Linked DNA regions of Homo sapiens: region 2 is linked to region 1. Evidence: chromatin loops called from intact Hi-C (ENCODE). Cell type or tissue: endothelial cell of umbilical vein. All regions are shown on one strand. Links, peaks and the distances in the headings refer to the core of each region. The heading gives the core; the rest is flanking DNA.

Region 1 (5,389 bases), core at 126-5,125:
CCGCACCGCGTCCGCCCAGACTCTCACAGGGCCGGTCACAAACAGAGCGCCCTCAGCCTCCCTCGCACACCTCCCTCACTCAGGCCTGGCCAAGCGACAGACCTCTGCTAGCACTCTCACTTCTAGTCTCTCCATTTCTTCCTCTGGCACCAAGAAACTCCTTCCTTTTGCAGGCACCTGTAGGGGTCACCAGCCTCCCAGATGTAAAGGCAGCAAGGCCCGGTGTGAACGATTGGGAAGGAGCTCCCGGCTAAGGACCCGCAGTCTGGTGAAGTCTCACACGTCCGCTCACACCAGTGCTCACACGGCTGCTGCTCCTAACCACTTGTGATGGGGGGAGAAATCGTGGGAGCTCGTGGCCCCAGTTTCTGGGTCTGTGAAATAAGTGGATCTATGTGGTACCGAGAGATATTTGAGAGAAGAAAGTGAAGACAAGGGGTGCAGGAAGGAAGCAGAGGGGTGGGGAAATCAGTTTAGCCAAGAAAGCCTTGCCAGGGAGTGATACCCTGGCATGGGGAGGACACAGCCCACCCTCAACACCAAAGAGGGCAGCCTTTGTGTAAGTACAGAGGTAAAAGGCTCCTCTCCTCTCTGGGGCTGGTCACACTCCTAGCCCAGGTTGTAGAGAGAAAAGGTGCTAGCATTACTCATTATCTTCTACTGGCATTAATGCTGTAATAAAATGCAACATGTGGGTTTCTGCGTTTTTTTCAAGCTTTAACCACAGAATTGGGACTTAGATGCACTTGCATTGTGGGGAAATGAAACTGAATTTGGAGTCATCCTTCACAGCAGGACAGATGCCACAGGCAAAGTTGTCAGGGTCTCAAAGTTAGAAAAGGGATCTTGAGTTCTCTTCTTTTGGCTCCTCCTTTTCTCTCTCTTTTCCTTGTTCCTTCCTGCCTTCCTGTCTGCCTTCCTGTCTCCTTTTTCTGTTTCTCTGTTTCTTCTTTCTTTCTCCCCTCCCCCAGTCCTCTCCTCCCCTCTCCCTGCCCTTCCTTAACCACAAATGTAACCAACCCCAAACCACTGACTTGCTGTTCTGCTCATTCATCCTTACGGGTTTTCTTGGTTACATAAGCTCTCCAGTTTTGGCATATTTGGGAATCATTTATTTCATTATATAGTAAGACCTCGGTGGCCCAAGGGACATTTTTTTCCTGCCCCTTCCCAGTTCCATTTACGTGAGGCCCCAGTGAGATTTCTGAAAGAAAATGATAGACGGCCCCAGGACTGATGTTCCGGCCTCGGGAGACCTGACACAGAAGGTTTCTGTTCTGGGGAATACGCATCAGTGTTGGAGGAGACCTTTTAACAAATTGTAAACTTTTCATCTCTTTATTAAGATGGAATTAACATAACATAAAATTAACCATTTTAAAGTACACAGTTCTGTGGCATTTTGTACATTCACAATGCTGTAAAACCACTATCCCTATTTAGTTCCGAAACACTTTCATCACCCCTAAAGGACTCATTAAGCAGCCATTTCCAATTTCTCCTTCCCCTCAGCCCCTGGCAAGCATTAACCTGCTTTCTGTCTGCCTGGATTTACCTATTCTGAACATTCTGTATAAATGGAATCATATAATACATGGCCTTTCGGGTCTGGCTTCTTTTATTAGGTATAATGTTTTCAAGGCTTATCCATGTTACAGCATGTATCAGTACTCCCTTTGTCTTTTTAGGGCTGAGTAATGCTCTTTTCCACAGATATACCACATTTTGTTTATCCATTCATCAGCTGATGGAGCATTCAGATTGTTTCACCTTTTAGCTATTATGAATAGTGCTGCTATTTGTGTACAGGTTTTTGTGTAGACAAAGTTTTTATTCCATCCAAGAGTTACTGGGTCATATAGTAATTCTGTTTAAAATTCTGAGGAACCATCAAACTGTCTTCCACAGTTGCTGCACCATTTTACATTCCCATCAGCAGTGTATGAAGATTCCAATTTCTACCCATTCTAGCTAATACTTGCTATTGTCTGTGTTTTTAATTATAGTCCTAGTCCTTCTAGTGAGTGTTAAGTATTTCAAGGTGGTTTCAGTTTGCATTTCACTAGTGACTATTAATATTGAGTATCTTTTTTTTTTTTTTTTTTTTTTTGAGACCAGGTCTCCGTGTGTTGCTCAGGCTGGAATGTAGTGGTGAGATCATAGTTTACTCCAGGCTTGAACTCCTAGGCTCAAGTGATCCTCCTGCCTCAGCTCCTGAGTAACTGGGACCACAGGAACATACCACCATGTCCAGCTCTGGGCATCTTTTCAAGTGTGTGTTGGTCATTTGCGTATCTTCTTGGAAAAATATCAATTCGAGTCCTTTGGCCATTTTTAAATTGGGTTGTCTTTTTGTTGGGGAGTCATAGACTTCTTAAATATTCTGGATATTAGATCCTTTCGTATATGGTTTGTAAATGTTTTCTCCCATTCTGTAGTTTTTCTTTTTATTTTCTTGATAGTGTCCTTAGATGCACAAAAGAGTTTTTAATTTTGATGAAGTCTAATGTATCTCTTTTTTTCCATGTGTTGCTTGTGCTTTTGGCATCTTATCTAAGAATCCATTGCCAAATCCATGGTTGTGAAGATTTTCTCCTGTTTGTTCTAAGTTTTAGCTCTTACATTTAAGTCTTTGATTCATTTTGAGTTAATTTGTATGTATGGTGTGGTTAGTGGCCAAACATCATTCTCTTGCATGTGGTTATCCAGTTGTCCCAGCTGTTGAAGAGGGAAAAAACTTTTTTGAGGCAACAATATGTTATATCACTTAAATGTCCTTCAATGATGCAGGGCCAGGGTTGCCGGAGTGGAGATTTTTGGGAAAAGGGGCAGTAAGATCCTGAGGGTGTGAGCTGATAAGACAGTGGTTGCTGTGATGTTCTGAAGAAACAAAGCCCACTGCTCTTCTGCCAGCAGCCACCTGAGGCATGGCAGGAGAGTGGGGACAGTGATGAGAGGAGAGGTGGCTCTTGGCAGCAACAAGGTCAAACTGTGCTGAGGCAGCAGCAATGGTGTCTGTGGCCACCAGGGGGCAGAGCAGAGGTGGGTACCAAGCAGGAGTACATTAAATGGCCACCACGGTGCCCCATGTAGGCAGAGGGCCCTCTGCTAGGAGAAGAAAAGGACTTAAAGGACATGGGTTTCAGCATTTCCATTGTTGGGTGCTTGAAGCCAAAAATTATTTTTGTTACTTTTTTCTTGTCCTCCCCGGGGATGGCACGGCCTGGAAAAGCAAAAATTACGATTAATTTCCCTTTTCAAAATGCAGTTCAGAAAAGAACATTCTGTTTTTCAGGACCCTGGCTTTCTGTGAGAAAGCCTATCCTAGCATTCAAAATTAAGTTATGTTTGCCAAAATGTAAATTTCTTTCAATCGCTATTTGTTTTAAAGTCACTGCTTATATTTGTGGCAGATAAAATAATAGGGAAAAGGAGGAATAATTTATCTAAAAAATAGCAATTCTATTTTTGGGAAGGGATGTCACAGAGAACTGCTATAGTTCTGTAATATTAATCTATGTCAGATTTTTCAAATGTCAAGAATACAGTTTACATTTACTGCCACAAATTTGGTGAACATTCTTCATTATGCACTAAGCAGAAAATTTGAAAGTAAATGTTCAGCAATGCTCAGACAAATGAAGAAATCCCCTCCCCCAGGCCATCTTTTGACATAACTAGGACAATCCAATATAATAACCCTCTAAAAGGATTAATTCTGCCTAAAACCAGCTCCTGAAGAAACCACATGGCACTTTCTGAAACGTTCTTGATAATGTTCACATCTTTATCACAGTTACAACCCATGAGCCTGGTGCTCACTCAGTGTCTTTGAAGATTCTATGACAATGCTGAATGAGGGCATCTTTACAATCACAAGAAACCATCAATAACATTAAAATCTACAGAATAAAACAGCGTAAGTTTCCATTTTGCTTCTATTAAATATTAGAAAATACCCATTGCTGGTGATGGTGTAGTGGAACTCGTCCACACCTACATTGCCAATAGCAATGCAAAGCCATTAGAAATATTTATATGATTTAGTGATTTGCATTATCCAAAAGAAGAATAATCTTTTACACCTGTTTAATACAAAATTAATATAAGAGCATTTGCAAGCCAGAAGCCTCTTAACCATCTAGTGAGGGTGGTAGTGGTTAGGTAAAATATACTGTAACCATTTAATGCATATAAGGGTAAAGTAGAGGCATTGAGATATACAAATGACACAATGTTCAGAGGCACAAATAGTTCTGTTGAGGCAGGGGGAGAAGCAGAATTTTAAGTGCAGTTTTTCCTTCTGTTATTTAAAGTATCATTCATAGTTGCCATAATATTTTTTGTTTGATAAAAATGTTAAATTAATTGCAGGGTAGGTACATTACCTTTTGGTTATATGTAAGAGGATACAAAGTTAAGCATACATAGCATTTCATGTTTTAAAATTTTTTTTTATTTCAGTAGTTTTTAGAGTACAAGTGGTTTTTGGTTACATGGATGAATTGTATAGTGGTGAAGTCTGAGATTTTGGCGCACCCATCACGTCACCTGAGTAGTGTACGTTCTACCCAATATATCATTTTTTTTAATTATTTTATTTTTTGAGACAGAGTCTCGCTCAGTCGCCCAGGCTGGAGTGCAGTGGCGCGATCTCGGCTCACTGCAAGTTCCGCCTCCCGGGTTCACGCCATTCTCCTGCCTCAGCCTCCCGAGTAGCTGGGACTACAGGCGCCCACCACCACGCCCGGCTAATTTTTTGTATTTTTAGTAGAGACGGTTTCACCGTGTTAGCCAGGATGGTCTCGATCTCCTGACCTCGTGATCCACCCGCCTCGGCCTCCGAAAGTGCTGGGATTACAGGCGCGATCCCTCAGCACCCCCCACCCACCCCGTAGCCCATTATATCACTCTGTAGCATTTTGTTTTTAAAAACGTTTACATTTATGCTTTGCTTGGCTTGGTTGGACTGGTCTATGATTACTTCCACACTGTATTAAGTTATATACCTACCCATTAGGCCGGGGTAGGGAGGAACCCTCAGGGGTCAAGCCATTCAGTGGCAAGTCTCAAGGGAGAGCCTGGGCAGACTTCCAGGGAAAGCTTGGTGAGTGGGCATCACAAGGAAGACAGTGGCAGAAAGGAAGCCGACTTTGGCGTCGGGGTATAACTTCTGCGGCATCTTCATACTTTATCGTCTGTGAATGCTACACTGCGGTGCTCCACAGAGCGTACGGCACCCTGGTGTTCTGCAGTGCCCAGTATCTACTGATCCCCTACTGTAGTGGACACAGTTTTGCCTACTTCTTCCTTGCAGAATTCCTGGTAATGAACGACAAAACCCACTCAAGTTAGTTTAGGCCAGAAAGGAATTTTTTGAGAAACATAG
Region 2 (5,389 bases), core at 285-5,284, 150 kb before region 1:
CTGAAAAGGTTACCAAAAGAATGTATGATAGCTTCTGGAGGCAGTTCAAGCACTCTGAGAAGGTATGTGCCTATTGTGGCTTATTTACTTTGTAACTTAGCAATGATTCGTAGTCTCCTTCACCTAACCTAATGGTGCTGAAACCCTTTCCATCACCCCTACCAACCCAAAGAAAAACATTCCAGGACAGCTGTCTCAGGTACCCCTTCAGAAGGGAACCTGATTATGTTGATAGAGTAAAAGAATAAAGACAGGGAACACAGGTGGGCTGGCCCGTCTTCAGAAGTGCTGGCATGGCTGTCAGCACATAGAAGACTGTTTTATAAAAGCTGTGTATAGGTAGAAGTGTCTGTTCTCTTTGAAACATCTTTATAGAAATTACTGAATAATGATTTGGCAGGGGAAGTTGCTATTCTGATAAAACAGTGTCTAGATTTTCTGACATGTAACAAACCTCCAAGAAACATGATAAAATATAAATGAAAGCTCAATCTATCCAAAAAGAATATTAGGCCAGGTATGGTGGCTCACACCTGTAATCCCAGCACTTGGGGAGGCCAAGGCAGGCTGATCACTTAAGATCAGGAGTTCAAGACCAGACTGTCCAACATGGTGATACTAAAAATACCAAAAAATTAGTTGGACATAGTGGCATGCACCTGTATTCCCAGCTACATGGGAAGCTGAGGCATGAGAATCGCTTGAACCCAGGAGGTGGAGGTTGTAGTGAGCCAAGATCGTGCCACTGCACCCGAGCCTGGGAAAGAGTGAAAGTGTGCATCAAAAAAAAAAAAAAAAGATAGCTGCTGTTTTGAGAAATTTATAATCTGTTCAACAAACCCAAGGCTAAGTTATGCTGTACTACATAGGAAGTGTAGGAAGTGTACTTATTTTATGTGTTCATTAGATTCACTGAAAAACTGATTGTGAATGCTTGTAACCCTTCCTTATATGATGTTGTATTTTATATTCAGGTTCATGTTAATCTGCTTCTTATAGAAGCTAGGATGCAAGCAGAACTCCTTTATGCTCTGAGAGCCATTACCCGCTATATGACCTGATGCCTTTCCTTCATTAAAGATGATTCTGGAATGATCAGCAGATATAGTCTACAAGGGGGAAGGTACTAAGCCCCAGGACCAATGGTAGACAAAATAATTCAGAAATCCATTGTGCCATGATTCCTTTAGTTTCTGCTATTTTTCTGTGGAAAACCACTGCTGGCACAAGCAGTGACTGTTTGGCAGCTTCAAGTTTAGAGCTGTGAAGACAGGCTGCCATTCACAGTATTTTGCTTTTTGACAGTACAAGATGCTGTGTAACTGTTTTAATACAGCAAATAGTAACTCTCCAAATCCTGTTGCTTTTATGTTAAATAAGATAACAAGAATTGGAGCATGCAAAGAATGGGACTTGGATAATGACTTAAGCTTTATATGTAAAGAATTTTAGAAGATCTTGGTGCTGCTATTCCTGCTGGAGGAATGAATAGATGGCTGTTTCAGTTAAGCTATTAGTAATAAAAGTGAACATTGCTACTATCTGAGCCTACATACATAACTTGTGTGATTTCAAATTAAACTTGCATTATGTGTTAATTTTCTTGCATCTAAAAAAGCATAGAATTCCTACTCACACAGCTCAGCAACAACCATTTTGATGGTAACAGTTAATTTCTTTCATTAGTTTTTTAAATTCAGGGTTCTGGATATTAAATTAAAATGGCATTCTTAAAGATTTTCTTCAAAAAGCAATCCTAAATGAAAGTGTGTAAATTATAAGAAGCTGGCGATCTTTTGATATGCTGTTTCACAGGATCCTGACACTGGAGGGCAGCTGTCTTGTGCATTACTTGTGTTTCCAGCACCAAAGTTGTGGGACATGTTGCTGTAGACTGCTGCGCAGTCCTGGGTGCATTCAGTCTCTCTGCCTCTGCCTGCCTCCTGGTCCCCACTTTAAAGGCTGTGCAGCTCCTTAAATAATAAAGCTGGAAAATATTTTTAGTCGGGTTATCAAATTTGATTTACAAAAACGCTAACTTTGTTTGAAATGCAAACAGGTTTGAAAATATGTATTAAGTACTTTGTATTCTGGAAGCGTGAATTGCTTTTGAAGTCTGTCAGTATTACTGGTATTTTTAAATAAAGAAGAATTTTTCTCCAATTTTATTTGCTGTCTCAATCTCTTAAAAAATCATGACTTCACTATTAGTAATAATTTTGAGTTTCTATCTACTTTCATAAGCCAAGTACATTCACACTTAAATGGCAAAACAACACTTGAAGCCATTTTGAAACATACAAAGAGGAGTGGACTTTCTTTAGAATCTTATCTGAGACCATTTTTATCTTGGAAATGACTGGTATGGCCCTATGCCTGCTCTCTTTTCAACTGTTTTAGAGTTCCAATAGAATTTTAAGAATTACTAAAAAGAAGGATTCATTAGGGAGAGACTACAGAACAAAAAATGACACTCATCAGACAAGTAGAAATAGCTCTAAGTTTAACTGAAGCTGTTGTGATGATAACTCTGTTAGTTACTCCTCAAAACATTTATTGAGCTCAATCTAGTGCCTGCCTACAAATGTATGGGGTAGTGTGGAAGTAGGGGTTGGGAAGGATCAATTTTGAACAGAGGTGGTACCTGTCCTCAAGGATATTTACTCTCATGAGAAGACAAGACTATAACCTTAGCTAGGAATAGAGTATTATTATCTTCAATATGTTTTATATTTAAAGAAACTTACTTATAAGTGCATTACTCATTGAATATGCATCATGCCTTTGTCCTCTTCTGCCTGCTGCTGAGTTCTCTCACCAGAGCAATACAATTGAACCCAAGAAGATAGTTAAAATTTTACTTATCCCATTTCTGCTCTTTGTTCCTCCTCTTGAAAATACAAAATTTCTAGTAGAGATTCTAATCAGCAGTAGAGTGATCACAAAACAAGATCAACTAGAATGCATTTAGTCCACTGGAACTTATAATCACTTAGAAATTGAAATCAAAATTTTAATGAGTTAAAAAATATGTTTATACCTAAAGTAATAAAAGTGCATGTGATACAAAGTTAATGTTTCAATGCCTTCCATTTAGCAGGTGCTTCCTGTTGGAGTGTTTTCTCAAAACTAAACACACAGGATTTCTAATGTTACTATATAATCTTTGAAACCAGTAGTTTCCAAAATAATTAGGGAAGGTACATTACACTGGGGATATCAAAACCTTCCCCAACCAGAGGAAAATTTTCTTCTAAAATAATCATGAGAAGATTTCTGGTTGAGGGTCCCAGGATTCAAGAGTTAAAATCTTGAGTTGTTTTGGCCGTATTTGGGAAAATTTTTTATTAGGCCAAACTTTATCATCTCTAAGAATGAGATTGATTTTGATACAGACCACCAGGAGATAAGTAGATAAGTAAAACTTGTTGGATAAGCACTTTTTATCAATATACTCTGAAATTTTATTAGCATATTCATATATGTGAATATCATACATGAATCAGAAATGTTACTAGCATATTTGTATATGTGAATATCATATATGAATCATCATACTAGTTTTTTGCTAACACTGGTAGATGGGAGTAATGTCAGCAAGATGATGGACTTGGGAACTCCACGTCCTCATTCTCCCAGAGACGCTGAGTTAACAATATATGGGCCAGAATATCTTTGTGAGAACTCTAGAAACCAATTGGGAAACTGCAGCATTTAGGCAAATGCAAAGCCAGGAAAAGGCCGCACCAAAAGGCTAGGAAAGTTTGTGGATTTTGCTCACCCTAGCTCTTCCCCAGCAGAGGATGGTGTGATCAAGAGGAAGCATAAATTCAGCAAAGTTGTAGGATACAAAGTCAGCACACAAAAATCAGTTGTATTTCTATACACTAACAATGAATGATCCAAAAAAATTTAACAATTCCATTTACAATAGGATCAAAAAGAATAAAATACTTAGGAATAAACCTAACCAAGGGGATATGTGATGGCTGAATGTTTGTGTCTTCCCCTACATTTGTATGTTGATGTATGTTGTATGCTGAAATGTAATCCTCAATGTGGTGATATTAAAAAAGTAGGCCTTTGGGAGGTGATAAGATCAAGAGGGCTCTGCTCTCATGAATGGGATTAGTGCCCTTTAATAGAGGTCTGGGGAGCTCCCCTTCTACCATGAAAGGACACAGCTAGAGTGTGCCATCTGTGAGGAAGAAAACACTCACTAGGCACTAAATCCTTGATATCGGACTTCCCAGCCTCCAAAACTGTGAGCAATAAATTTCTGTTATCTATAAATTACCCAGTCTAAGGTATTTTGTTACAGTAGCCTGAACAGACTAAGACAAAAGACTTACACATTGAAAACTAAAGCAGCAGTCCCCAACCTTTTTGGCACCAGGGACTGGTTTCATGGAAGACAGTTTTTCCATGGACCCAGGGTGGACGGTGCAGTGGGGGATGGTTTCAGGATAAAACTGTTCCACCTCAGATCATCAGGTATTAGATTCTTACAAGGAGTGCACAACCCACATCCCTCACATGCACAGTTCACAATAGGGTCAAGCTCCTATGAAAATCCAGTGCTGCAGCTGATCAGACAGGAGGCAGAGCTCAGGCAGTAATGCTTGCTTGCCCACAACTCACCTCCTGCTGTGCAGCCAGTTCCTAACAGGCCACAGACTAGGACTGGTCCATGGCCCATGGGTTGGGGACCCCTGCTGTAAAGCATTACTAAGAAATTAAAGACACAAATAAATGGAAAGACATCTCATGGTCACCCAGAGTGACCTGTAGATTCAATGCAATCTCTATCAAAATCCCAATGGCATTTTTCACGGAAGTAGAGAATTCCATGCCAAAATTCATCTAGAATCTTCAATGGACCCTGAATAGCCAAAACAATCTTGAAAAAGAACAAAGTTGGAGGTCTCACACTCCCTGATTTCAAAACATATTGCAAAGCAACAGTAATCAAAATAATGTGGAACTGGCACAAAGTCAAACATACAGGCCAATGGAATAGGGTCCAGAAATAAATTCTCACATATATGGCCAAATCATCTTTAGCAAAGGTACCAAGACCACTCAATAAGGACAGGACAGTCTCTTTAACAAATGGTGCTAGGAAAACTAGATATGCACATGCAAAAGAATGAAGTTGGACCCTTATATATTAAAAAACTCAAAGACCTAAATGTAAGACTGACAACTGTAAAACTAGATGAAAACACGGGGAAAGTTTCACAACATTGGATTTGGCAATGATTTCTTAGATATGACACAGAAATTATGGGCAACAAAAGAAAAAAAGACCATTGGAATTACATCAGACTTAAAAATGTCTGTGCATCAAAGGACATAATCAACAGAGTGAAAAGGCAACCTATGGGAT

The links. Hi-C counts contacts between places; a loop is a spot of excess contacts. Peaks named below come from ENCODE experiments on the same cell type or tissue, not always from the same donor. Only the 100,000 strongest peaks of a DNase experiment are listed, where the experiment ranks them.
Region 2: a loop joins it to region 1, with 2.4 times the contacts of the local background. A loop is called at or near these places in 2 of 110 quality-filtered maps.

Annotation. Positions count from the first base shown.
Region 1 is chr6:108,833,063-108,838,451 of GRCh38, reverse strand. No RefSeq gene overlaps it. Among named protein-coding and RNA genes, the nearest start is that of ARMC2, 13 kb to the left of the region's middle. In endothelial cell of umbilical vein, for the core only: a CTCF peak has its summit at 3,015 (motif pointing right); a DNase peak (open chromatin) is centred at 3,031; H3K27me3 peaks cover 639 bases.
Region 2 is chr6:108,983,216-108,988,604 of GRCh38, reverse strand. SESN1 (sestrin 1) reads left to right here. Exons shown (of 10, transcript NM_014454.3): 9 at 1-62; 10 at 975-4,296. The coding sequence ends at 1,061. It also overlaps a transcript of ARMC2 not described here. Among named protein-coding and RNA genes, the nearest start is that of ARMC2-AS1, 62 kb to the right of the region's middle. In endothelial cell of umbilical vein, for the core only: no CTCF peak of the experiment used is centred there; a DNase peak (open chromatin) is centred at 2,984.